2 separate regions of the Mus musculus genome follow, and region 1 is linked to region 2. Evidence: chromatin loops called from intact Hi-C (ENCODE). Cell type or tissue: gastrocnemius. All regions are shown on one strand. Links, peaks and the distances in the headings refer to the core of each region. The heading gives the core; the rest is flanking DNA.

Evidence for each region. A loop is a pair of places that touch in the nucleus more often than their neighbours do. Peaks named below come from ENCODE experiments on the same cell type or tissue, not always from the same donor. Only the 100,000 strongest peaks of a DNase experiment are listed, where the experiment ranks them.
Region 1: it touches region 2 in a loop (2.3-fold over the local background); 4 of 42 quality-filtered maps call a loop at or near these places.

Annotation. Positions count from the first base shown.
Region 1 is chr8:70,237,293-70,245,197 of GRCm38, reverse strand. Sugp2 (SURP and G patch domain containing 2) reads right to left here. Exons shown (of 11, transcript NM_172755.4): 3 at 1,142-2,707. Among named protein-coding and RNA genes, the nearest start is that of Armc6, 6.8 kb to the right of the region's middle. In gastrocnemius, for the core only: a CTCF peak has its summit at 4,353; no DNase peak of the experiment used is centred there.
Region 2 is chr8:69,916,300-69,921,299 of GRCm38, reverse strand. It overlaps Gatad2a (GATA zinc finger domain containing 2A), which reads left to right. Exons shown (of 13, transcript NM_001113346.1): 4 at 3,222-3,354; 5 at 3,446-3,577; 6 at 3,768-3,857; 7 at 4,600-4,731; 8 at 4,852-5,000. Among named protein-coding and RNA genes, the nearest start is that of Tssk6, 17 kb to the right of the region's middle. In gastrocnemius, for the core only: a CTCF peak has its summit at 2,164 (motif pointing left); DNase peaks (open chromatin) are centred at 800 and 2,143; H3K4me3 peaks cover 363 bases; H3K27ac peaks cover 2,341 bases.

The DNA.
Region 1 (7,905 bases), core at 1,472-6,471, 320 kb before region 2:
CAGAAAGATCAGAAGTTTGAGGTCAGCCTGGTTTACATAAGACTGCCTCAAAACAAAGGGAAAAATAATTGGGTCCTTGAGTTTTCTAGTCTCAACATTTTAAAAAGGTGTATAAAAATCTCAGAGAGGGGATGGCAGGTAACAGCACATGCTACTATTCTGCAAAGGATCAAGTTCTAGTCTCATCACTTATGTTATGCAGCACACAAATGCCTGTAATTCCAGCTCCACAGGACCTGGAGCTGGAGGTTCTTCTGATCTTCATCAGTTCCTACACATATGTAGTGTACATACTCAGGCAAGTATATGTAAAAAAGCAAATGTTTTATACATATATATAATCTCAAAAGAGAGGGTAGGGTCAGTGAGGACCTGTATTTGATCTTAGGTCTGTCATAAAAAATGCAAGGTGAGGCGATGCATGCATATTGGAGAACCAGGAAGGTAGAGAGAGGAGGCCCACTGGGCCCTGCTGTCTAGCCTAATTAGTGAGCTTCAGGTTCAGTGAGAGACCATGTCTTTTTTTTTTTTTTTTTTAAAAAGGCAGGTAGGTCTCTGAATTTCAGGCCAGCCTGGTCTACAGAGTGAGTTCCAGAACAGCCAGGGCTACACAGAGAAACCTTTTCTTTTTTTTTTTTTTTTTTTTTTAAAGATTTATTTATTATTATATGTAAGTACACTGAAGCTGTCTTCAGACACACCAGAAGTAGGCGTCAGATCTCGTTACAGATGGTTGTGAGCCACCATGTGGTTGCTGGGACTTGAACACTGGACCTTTGGAAGAGCAGTCGGGTGCTCTTACCCACTGAGCCATCACACCAGCCGAGAGACCATGTCTTAAAGGTAGTGGACAGCCTTCCTGAAGAACAACACTTGAGGCTGTCTTGTAGCCTTCAGACACATGCATTTGCCTGCACCCTGCACACTTCTTTCAAAACCTCAGGACAGCAAGATGACTCAGTGGGTCAAAGCACTTAAAGTCAAGCCTGATGACTGGATTTTAGTCCCTGGAACCCTCTGGCAGAAGGAAAGAACTGATTCCTTCGCACGCATGCACGCACGCACGCACACGCACACTGAATAAAAGTACTGTAGCATTGGGGTAATGATGACATTGTTTAAAAAAAAATAAAACCCTTACCTTGGCTCAGAGTGCTCGAAGCCCAGGTCTGAGCTGTGGTTTTCTGTTCTCGGGACTCTGGGGGCACAGCTCTCTTGAGCTGGAGGGGATAGCCACTGGCCATGAGCCAGGCCTTCAGGTGGTCTATGTACTCCCTTCCGAACAAAGTGGAATCTTCAAAATTTGGGAAGTAGGCCGGGGATGGAGCGATGTCTTGGAGGCCCACAGCCTCTAGGATCTTCTCCTGCCGGAAGGAAGAAGCCAAGGAGAAGGTCTGGCCTAAGAGGGCCAGGGACTTCCTGCAAAGAGAGTTGGTGGTCTCCAGGGCCATAGCCAGGTCCAATGGGCTAGTGAGGGTCTTCATCTTGACACTCAGTTCATAGGCATTACAGGCCATGAGTAAGGGTGTGACGCCCTTCAGCAGTCGGTCCTGGAGCCGCATGATGGACTTGTCGAAGGGCTTGATGATCTCAAAAAAGCAGTTTTTGGTCTTCACAGCACCTTTGTCTAAAAGCATGTTTAAAAACTCATTATCAACTCGGGGCGTTTTCAGAGCAGAGTGCTTTAGAAACTTGATGGTAAAAAAGCAGAAATCTCTATGCTCCGGCTTCAAGGAGCATTTGAAGGAGGCCAGCATCTTGGCACAGGTCTCAGTTTCCAGTTCAAAAAGAGTCTGGAAGAGTTGGGAGAACTTCAGGTCATCCTTGATAGTGTGGAATCCTGCCCACTTGATGATCTCTATGCCAAACCTTGAGAACACATCTGCCTTGTCTATGGCATCAAAACCCATCTTCCTTCTGGGCAAGCCAAGGGTCCTAAGGTCCAGCCCCAAAGGAATCTTCAGAGCAGCGAACTGGATTTCATCTAGCACTGGACTTGTCCCAATGGTCACATCAGGACTTGGAGTGGGTTTCTGGATTTGGTTAGTGCCCTGAGGTTTGGAAGTAATACGACTGGCAACAGGTATTTTCTTCGTGGTCATGCTTTTCAGTGTGATAAGCTTCCCAACACCCTTTGCTCCAAGCAGACCCTGGGTGTCCCCCTTTCCTAGTAGAGTGCCTTCCTGGTCAGCTATGTTTAGAGATCGGCCTCTGGTCAGGACTTGCCCACTGCTTCTAGACACAGAGTCCACCTCCCCAGGATGGTCCAGGTCATAATCCCGACTTTCCTTCTCCATCCGCCTGGAGGAGGCCAAGTCTCCTAACAATGAGGGCCCAAAACCATATTCCTGTGACCAGGAGGATTCTTGAGAAACTGAGTGGCCCAAGTCTTGTTCCCAAGAGCCACGGAGCGCAAGTTTCCAGTCCTGAGAAGGAAAATGTCCCAGATTCCGGTGGCCAAAACTCTGGTCCCGGGAGTCAGTATGGGCTGGTTCCAGATCCCGGCCACATTCTTTGCGAAGATAGCTGTCTTCACCAACCGACTGGTTGCTAGATCTGAAGGAGGGTCCCACAAACATGTCACCTCTCAGACCCTCTCTTCCCATGTCTAGTGAATACACTCCAGATCCACTGGCGGAGTACCTGCTATCACCATGAATGTCCTCATAGACATCTGCTCTGGCTCTTGAGCCTGTCCTTAGGAGATCTGAAATAGATGGCCAGACAAACAGAAGGCACTTTAGAGCATGGACTCTAGACAGGTGTGAGGTGCAAACAATCTACTCTAATATTGCTTAAAATGGGTAGAGAGGCATCAGGATGGCTTAGTGCTTACCATGCAAGTGTGAGGACGTGAGATCAGAACCCACTGAAAAACCAAACAGGCGTGGGTGCCTGTAATCTCCCATTCTCAGGAAGTAGAGACAAGGAATCCCTGAGGCAAGCTGGCCAGCCACAGTGGCCAAAATTGGTGACTCCAGGTTCAGGAAGAGCCACAGTTTCAATAAATAAAGTGGAAAATGACTGGGGAAGATACCTGCACACACAGAGCACCCAGGTGTACACAGACAACGTGTGCACACACCCCGCCCCCCCACACCAATAAGAAAATGTCTATGGTGCCACCTCCAGCTCTCCACTAGCCAATCTGCACTGACCCACTGAGACCTGCAGTCATATATTCAACCAAGCCAGAGTAAAAATACATGGGAAACTTGTACCTGCATCAGTGTGGCCTTTCCCAGCATTCTCCCTATACAACAGCAGAAAGCACTGCCACCCACAGTTCCTGGTTATATTTGAGAGGATTCAAAACACATGGAAGAGGAGCACCTCTGTGCTGTGCAGATACCGCCATGCCATTGCATATTAAGGGGAAGCATCTTCTAAGCTTGCACTATATAGGGGCTAGAAATCCATGTGTGGGGCAGTGGATGGGGCCACCAGACAGAAGGACTTGTAAGGTAGTAGCAAAGTTCAGAACCCTGATAAAGCTCATAACTGAGAATGGCAGGAGTTCAAACTAGCTCCTGATCAGATTCCTGTCCTGGAACCACAATAAGTGGAGCATGACAAATGGTCACATAGTGTAGTGCCGTCTAGAGTTCTCCATGTTAATGAGGTATCCAGGGGCCTCCAAGTGTAGCCAATGAACATCCCTTCCCAGGCATCCTCATCTACCATGAATCTCCCCCCCCTACACACACAGCAGGGGCTTATCACAGGCCTTCAGGGCCTTATTCCCAACTTGTCACGGTTTCCAGCGATGCCTGGGTAAACAGGAAGATGGGAGCCCTGTTCTCAACTCTGAGTTTCCCAGCAGCATCTGTGTACACAGGAGGTTGAGAACCACACCCATGTCCTATGGGCAATTAGGAGTGATCACACTTATGAAGACATGTCTGTAAGCACCAGGCTTGAGCTTACCTGCTACCCGCTGTGGCCATTAGCCAAGACAGGACAATGGGTGACTCTTGAGGCACACATTAGCATCAGACACAGGCTCCCAAACTCATCACCAGCCCCCACCCCAACGTCACTCCACCCACACTTTAGAGAAGGGTCTATGAAGCCTGGATCTTCCACTGTGCCTGGCCCACTTCAGAGTTTTCATTTCTTTTTTTTTTTTTTGTTTTTTTCGAGACAGGGTTTCTCTGTGTAGCCCTGGCTGTCCTGGAACTCACTCTGTAGACCAGGCTGGCCTCGAACTCAGAAATCTGCCTGCCTCTGCCTCCCAAGTGATGAGGTTAAAGGCGTGCGCCACTTCTGTCTCAGAAGTTTTATAAGGCTGCTGCTCTTATTGCCTCCTGGAGGACTTCCTATCCCACACTGCCACTGGGAGGCAGCAGCAGCCTAACCCTAACCCACACCCAGGACAGCTGAGCAGGCAAAGGCCTGACCCCTGACCCCAAAGTGGTAGAAAGGCCTGCCTGGCATTAACCCTCATCTCTCTGGGGTTGAAATAGAGCCAGAGGCAAGTAGAAGTCACACTAAGTAAGGCTATGTCGGAGAGTCAAGTGTCATTCAGGGATGGGGGGGGTGGTTACACAGACGTCATTGTAGTTCCATCTGGACACAAAAAGAAACGCTGCAAGAAGCTGCCCCCAAAAGCTATCCATGGTGACAGCAGGGCCCAGGCATCTTTCTCGCAGTTGGATTTTAAAACAAAACCTACAATAAAGTAAAAAAAGAAAAAAAAAATCTGACAAAAAGGTACTGGTTACAAACACCTGGAAGGCCATCATTCAGGAGCTGAGGGGAGATAGGACTGAGCTTCAAGGCTAGCCTGAACAAGCAAGAAGACCTGTATCTCATCTTAGGACCCATATTAAATATGTATCAGCATTAAGTCTATAACCCCAGTGGTGGGAAGGCAGGGACAGGAAATCTCAGGGTCCACTGGCTAGCCCATCTAGCCACATCAGTAAGCACCTAGTATCTCAAAAGTCAAGGTGGGTTACTCTTACACATTACTAAGTCCAGCCACAGCACAAGGTACAACCTTGGCTGTCTCTGGAACCTAGCCTCTGTGCTCTCAGAAAATACTTCCCAGGAGATATCACCTCATTGATGCTGGCCTCTTCTTAATCATCACTAATTTCTTAGCTCCAGCTTTAGCTTGTACTTGTGGCTGGACTTAGTAATGTGTAAGAGTTACCCAGGTGGTAGTGGTTTTGAAGGCATGAAGGGGTCATGAAGAACAGCTGGGGCTTGGCACTGTGAGAAAACATGGAAGGCCATTGGTGAAGGTGCAGCCTCAGTTGCAATTGATGGCCCAGGACTGAAGGGGTCATGCAATAGAGTTGAGGCTTCACACCATAAAGAGAGCCTATGAGAGGTTATTGGTGAAGCCTAGTTGCAGCAACAGACAGCAGAGTTTTGGAGATGCCAGTACCATGAAATGACCACCAAGAACAGCAGCAACAGTGGAGTACAGGCAGCTGGAGCCTAGAAGACAAGGTGTGTGCTACAAAGGGCAGAGCTGGAGAAGTGACCCAAGCCCTTGGAGGAATCCAGAAGATCGTGAGTGGATCCCAGACATTGAACAGTTGGAGTCTGATTTTCCTTTTGATTGTGACTATGCCCTGATATTTTTCCCTGTTGAAGGAAGAAAGTATTTTAGTGGAGCCCACAGTTAAGAGACTTTTCATTGTAAAAAGACTTTGAATTTTAAAAGACATTGGATATTTTAAAGGGATTGAAATTTTAAGAATTTGCAAAGACTGTGGGACTTTTAAAGTTATTTAGATCTTGGAGATGAATAAGAAAGTGAGGGTTGAGGCTTAATAGCGATGAGTTTGTGTGTCAACTTGACAAGGGGTCAAATGTACTGGCTGGTTTGGTCAACTTGACACAAGCTATCACAGAGAAAGGAGCTTCAGGTGCCAAGTAGGAAATGCTGCCATGAGATCCAGCTGTAAGGCATTTTCTCAGTTAGTGATCAAATGAGGAGAAGGACCATTGTGGGTGGGACCATCTCTGGGCTGGTTGTCTTGGGTTTTACAAGAAAGCAAGCTGAGCAAGTCAGGGGAAGCAAGCCAGTAAAGAACATCCCTCCATGGCCTCTGCATCAGCTCTTGCTTCCTGACCTGCATGAGTTCCAGTCCTGACTTCCTTTGGTCAGCAATATGGAAAGTGTAATCTGAATAAACCCTTTCCTCTCTAACTTTCTTCTTGGTCATGATATTTGTGCAGGAATAGAAACCCTGACTAAGATACCCCCTTCCCCCTCCCAATAAAAAGACAAGAAAATGAACAGGTACTATGTATTAGAGTAATTGAAGAAAACACAAAAACCCACACTCATGGGCAAATACAAGTTCCCTTCTTTAGCAAGCACAGAAGTGTACACAGTAGGCACTGCCGTTACCAAGGGAAAGAGGTGGCTCAGTGGCAGAGCCCTTGTCTAGTACATATCTGGTCCTGAGTTCACTCTGAGCTCAGAAAAGAACACCCTCCACCCCCATGTATATGCATACACTGGTGGAAGGTGGGTACCAAGCAGGGTGATCCAATGGGCAGGAATACAGTGGGAAATGCTATTCTAAGACACTCTCATCATGTGTGAAGGGGAGGGGTGGGGGCAGACATAGAGCCCCACCAGCAAGAAACAAACTGAAATCATTTTTGGGCATGACTGTGGTCTTGGTGCAGTCAAGGTGGCAGAGTTAAGAGGCAAGAACAGAGCCAGGCAGTGGTGGCACACGCCTTTAATCCCAGCACTTGAGAAACAGAGGCAGGAGAATCTCTGAGTTTGAAACCAGCCTGGACTACAGAGTGAGTTCTGGGACAGCCAGGGCTACACAGAGAAATCCTGTCTCAGAAGACAAAAACAACTAATCAATCAAACAAAACAAACAAACAAAAAAGAGGCAGGAATCATGGCTGTATCATGCATTTCCTATGCCAGATTTACAGAAAAGAAAAATGTCCAGGATCAAGCAGAAGCCAAAGAAAGGATAACTGATAACATACAGCCTTGTTCCAAAACTAAGCGGCACTCTGTAAGGCCTGCTGTTTCTCTGCCAATCAGTTTTTCTTTTTCTTTCTTTCTGAGGCAGAGTCAAGCTGACCTCAAACTCACAGGGATCATGCTGCCTCATGCTGATACTATGTATCAGAACACAAGCCTTCACTAGTCTTCCTGAGGAAATTAAGATGTGATGTGTGGGGAGATAGCACAGTGGTTAAGAATGCTTGCTGTGCAAGCGAGTTAAAATTCCTACCACCCACAAAAGGGCCAGCCATGTCTGAACAAGCTGCAGCTACAGCACTAGAGTGAGGGTCACTGGCCAGCCAGTCTAGCTGAAATAAACAGGGAGCTTCAGCTTCAGTGAGTAACCTTGTGTCCCCCCCCCTTCCCCACCCCAGAACAACAAAAACTAGTAAATTAGTCAGGCTTTTAATCCCAGCACTTGAGAAGCAGGAGGATTTCATTGAGTTCAAGGTTAACCTGGTCTACATAGCAAGCTCCATGACAGGTAGGACTATATATAGCAGTGTTTTTGAACCTGTGGGTCAGGACCTCTTTCAGAAGAGTCCCCGAAGACCCATCAGAAAACAGACGTGATGTATGGCACTAGAGTATTATGGCATGTTCAATCTTTTGATATTGCAATGTTAGGTTGTAATCTATAAAGTTTACACTGGAAAACTAATCAAGCTTAAAAAAAGAAAAAACCTTTTAAACAACAAATCTTATGTTTTCAGTAAGTTTATATATAGTTTTGTATAGGGCTACTCCATAGCAATCCACAAGTCGTGGTTTAGATATGCCTGAAAGAACTAAGATTGCAGTTCAGCCAGTTTGCTGGAGGCTGAGGAGTGTCTTAAAAGGGGATAGCTAGCTAGCCAGGCATGGTGGCACATGCCTTTAATCCCAGTACTTGGGAGGTAGAGGGAGAA
Region 2 (5,000 bases), core at 1-5,000:
TTGGTGGACAGACTTGTGAGTCAAGCTAGTCTGTGTTGTGGTGCAAGGTTTGGGTGCAGAAGAGTAGGTGTATAGGCCATGACAGCCAAGCTGGCCCTGAGGAGGACTTGGTCCTCAGTTGATGTAGGTGTTCTTCCTCCTCCGATCAGATTGAAGAGACATGGATAGGATCCAAGCACCTCCTCTGATGTGGGCTATCCCAGTGCTCAGCCCCTTCTCCAGGACACAGCACACATTCCTGGTAGGAGACAGCTTTTGGTGCTAATGGCCAGACTGGCTGGCTTCTGGAGATTTTTACTGGTGATGTGAAGCTACTTCATCACTGTGTGTTTTCAACATAGACAGGTAGGACAGGTTCACACAGCATCCAGAAAAAGCAGTTGTCCCTGCCGGCCTGGCCGTGCTCCAGAGCTCTCCATGTCACTCTTCATTTTACTCTTATGCCTATGGGTTTCATGAAAGGCTCCCTCTGAAATTGTGCCTGTGATTGATCCATGTATTCTGGTTCCTAAGTTAAAAGCTATCTAGAAAAGTGCAGAGAATCTTGAAGGTATTTCTGTTAAAAGCTGAGCTTCGGAAAGCCTTTCAGTTTGGAAGGGAGAGGGGCTTGTGGTTTCCTCTGTTTTTTGTAGGAGATGACCACAGGCGACTGGATGCCTGGAGGCTGCACAGAAAGGGGAAAGTGGAGCCTCCATTTTCTGACAGCACCTGAACCCTTACCTCTCTTCTCAAAATGAAGGCCGTGTGTCACAAACCGGTTAGAACTGCCCGTTGCCATGGTTTTCACGTTGGAAGGCACAGTTAAAGGGTCACATGACCAGAGAGGGAAATGCCTTTGTCACATGACTTTTTGGTGGCCTGATTAGCATAGAGGAAGTTCACTCCGGGCAGGCTGGCTGCTGCTGGGATGCTGAGTGATACTGATAGCAGTGACATCATCTCTGAAATTGATTAGTTGGGGCCCAGGATGGGGTCAGAGAGCAACAGTGGTCAGGGCTGTCTTCCAAGGAAGCCTAAGTCCAGGATGGTCTCTGCCCCAGCAGTGCCCTCATTCCTCACAGACATCTCAAATTTTATTAGACGACTCACCTCAGAAAGATAGGAAAGAGATAAACTCCACAGTTGGGTGTCCTTTGGTCTGCCTAGAAAGCCAGTCCTAGACTGTAACTCTGTCATAGGTGCCTCTTAAGCCCAGCTGTTAATTCACTTGGGCACCCCCCTGGGCCAGTACCACAGCCACGGCACTGGGCTGCTCCTCTGCTACACAATATACAGTTGGTGGCATGCACAGTCAGTGGACCTGGAATTGAAGCTGTCTGATCACCTTGAAACCTGACCTCGGGTGAGGGCCGGTGGGAATGTTGGAGGAGAGATTGACTTGGAGTGTTTGAAGAGACCCGAGGGAGACAGATGCCCAGGGTCTCTTTTTTTAAGCTGTTTTGTTGTTTGTTTGTTTGTTTGTTTTTAAAGATTCATGTATTTGTATATTATTTATTTTTGTACAACAGTGCTTTGCCTGTATGTACGTCTCTGTGAGGGTGTCAGATACCCTGGAACTGAAAATTCAGAAACTTATGAGCTGCTGTGTGGGTGCTGAGAATTGAGCCCTGGTCCTCTGGAAGAGTAGCCAGTGCTTTTAACTGTGGAGCCATCTCACTAGCTCTCTCAATTTTTTTAAATAATTTGTTTGTTTTGTGTGCATTGTTATTTTGCCTGCTTGTGTGTCTGAGTGAGGCTGTCCAAATCCCTGGAATTTAAGTTACAGTAGTGAGCTGTCTTGTGGGTTCTGAGATTTAAACCTATGTTGTCTTAATCACAGAGCCATTTCTCCAGCCCTTCCAGGGTCTCTTTTAAATGACTGGTTTCTGGGCTGCCGAAGCCTGACTCTCAAGAACCTCCAGGCTTAAGCCTTCAGGCTGTGGCCAGTGTGCACGTATAGCTGTCATGTGGGAATCAGGAAGCCAGCCAGATGCTGGCTGGTCAGCCTCTGCCCACCATGCCACTCTTCTTGAGAATACAGCTGGCAGGAACCAGTGGTGGGGACCCAAAGAGTCTTCACCTAGTGACTCACCTCACCCTGCTCAAACCCAAACCACAGAGACAGATCTGCACTGTGACTTCCACCTAACTTTATCCTGTGTCACAGTGCCATCTAGTGGACATATTCTGAGCTGCTTTCCACAAGCAAGTTGGTACTTGCTTGGGTGCTGGGATACACACCAAGGGGCAGTTTAGATTGTCCACTGTGGGCAGTACTTTTTCTAGGACTTAGTGCTCCTCCCACCTCCTTCCTGTGTTACAGCAACAGAGCACACTGGCTTTAAGGATTTAGAAGCAACAGATGTGTATGCCCTCTGATACCCTTCACAAAGAGGGAGGTCTAATTTTGGGGTGCTCCTGTGTGGGTTAACTGATGTAGGCTATATTATAGCCACTGGTCTTTAGCCAGTGTGGGAAGAGTGGTCAGTGTTGTGGACCTGTGCATCTGACAGTGTGTACCACCCCTGCTACAACTGAGCTCCTAGGGAGACTGGCTGTTTGCTCACAGGGAAAAGTGAACTTCCTACACCACAGGATGTGTGTTAGAAGGTTGGTCACAGTGGTGAGTGTTCCATGATGTAACTTCTTCTGAGACTTGAGTGTGCAGGGTTGAGGGCAGAGCCATCACACTCTGTAGACCTGAGCATGAAGTCAGTGAGAGTGGTTCTTTTGAGTTTGAAAACTTGTAGCCACTGCAGCCACTTATGTGTGTCCTAGGTAGGACAATGCAGCAGATGGCCCCAGGTCCCCTTGTGAGGTAGAGAGCAAAAGCTAACAGTACATCATTGTGCTTTTTGGTCTTCTGGGGGGCTGTATGGGACTGGGTTAAGAGAGGGGTGGGCTTCCCATTGGGTAGTTCCCAATGTGAGACCTTGGCTTTGGAGTGCTCACGTCCATCCTACCCAGCACTCAGGAGCTGAGATAGCAGACCAAGATCTGAAGCTCTGTTTACTTGTGACAGAGCTCTGGGGTCGAGTAGCACTTTCTGAAGCATCCATGCTACACCTGAGTACTCAGAGATGGAGCACACCATCTGGTGTGTATGGCCCTAATGACCAGTGATGATACCCATGGTGCCCACGGTGGCAAGAGGAGGCACCTAGGGGTGATTGGGCATCTGGGGTAGTCTGGCCTGCCTGGTACTCTGCCCTGCTAAGCACCTGCTTATCTCCATTTGACAGTGACATGAAGTCTGAGAAGAGACCTCCCTCGCCTGATGTGATTGTGCTCTCTGACAGTGAGCAGCCATCGAGCCCAAGGGTGAATGGCCTGACCACAGTAGCCTTGAAAGACACCAGCACTGAGGCGCTCTTGGTGAGCCTTGGCAGAGCCTGGAAGCCCCACCACCCCACCTTGCAGAGCTTCTGCTGAGGCTTTCCCCAATTTTGTGCTTTTGCTCTCCTAGAAAAGCAGCCCAGAAGAACGAGAGCGGATGATCAAGCAGCTGAAGGAGGAGCTGAGGCTAGAGGAAGCAAAACTGGTCTTGTTGAAGAAGCTGCGGCAGAGTCAGATACAGAAGGAAGCCACCGCACAGAAGGTGCCTGTGCTCTACTGCCCCAGACCCCAGAGAGGCTGGCCCAGGGCAGAGGCTCGACCCACGGGCGGGATGGCAGGCAGTGTATGGCGTTAGGGAGCAAGCAGAAAGTAATTCGGGGTGGGGGGGTGCGTGCGTGCGTGCGTGTAACTTTACACACCAACTCCTTTTGATGTCTCTTGCTATCTTATAGCCTACAGCTTCCTCAGGGAGCACTGTGACCACCCCTCCCCCACTCGTGCGGGGTACCCAGAACATTCCTGCTGGCAAGACCTCACTTCAGGTTCGTGCGCCCTTCTGCTTGTTGCCCTGCACCACCTCCGTTTATAGTCAGGCTCCAAACACTGCCTGCTCCTCCCAAGTAAAGAAGCATGGGGCTCCCACAGACTAAAGGACCAGAGTGTCACATGCGCCCCAAATTACACCACCAAACTAGGCTACTATGAATGTCGCAGACTGGTCAGTGGTGATTGAGCAGTAAGACTGAAAGATTGGCTAGAGTGGGTCGCTCCGCTCAGGCCTCTGCCCACAGACTCTGGGGCCTCTGTCACACTCTCGTATTACCTTCCTCTGAGTTCCCATGGCTCCTGCTAGAGTAATGTATACAAAAAATAGGCATTTCAGTTTATCTTGGGTTTGTAATTAGTTAAAACAAAAACCAACCTAGGTCTGTGGCTTCATTGGTTGAATGTGTGCCTCATGTTACAGAGCCCTAAGGTGAAGCCAGATGCTCACACCTTTAATCCTAGCACACAGGAGGCAAAGGCAGGTGGATGGATCTCTTGTCAGTTTGTTCTACTGCGTTCTAGAACAGCTGAAGCTGTTACACAGAGAAACCCTGTCTCAAAAAAGAAAAAGAAAAAAGAAAAAACAAATTAAAGAAAGCTGGCAGTTCCATCCCTATTACCACATATATTAAGATGTTGCCTTAAGCCTCTCATCTCAGCACTGGAGAGGTAAAGGCTGAAGGAATTCTAAGAGGAAAGGAATACTCACATAAACCTGGGCATCGGTGTCTTTGACAGACCTCCTCCACTCGAATACCCGGCAGCATCATCCCACCACCACTGGTCCGAGGTGGGCAGCAGGTGTCTGCCAAACTGGGACCACAGGCCAGCTCTCAAGTAGTCATGCCACCGCTTGTCAGGGGGGCCCAGGTGAGTCAGGTATGTGAGCTGTATGTATGCTGGGGCAGGGCCAAGTGCCCACCCCTTCTGTGGTCTGCCAGGGTTGGTTTGTCTTAGTGGCATTTCTTGTCCCCTATCTCCTCCCAGCAGATTCACAACATCAGACAGCATTCCTCTACGGGGCCACCACCCCTCCTCCTGGCCCCCCGTGCCTCAGTGCCCAGCATGCAGATTCAGGGACAGAGGATCATCCAGCAGGGACTTATCCGTGTCGCCAATGTCCCCAACACCAGTCTGCT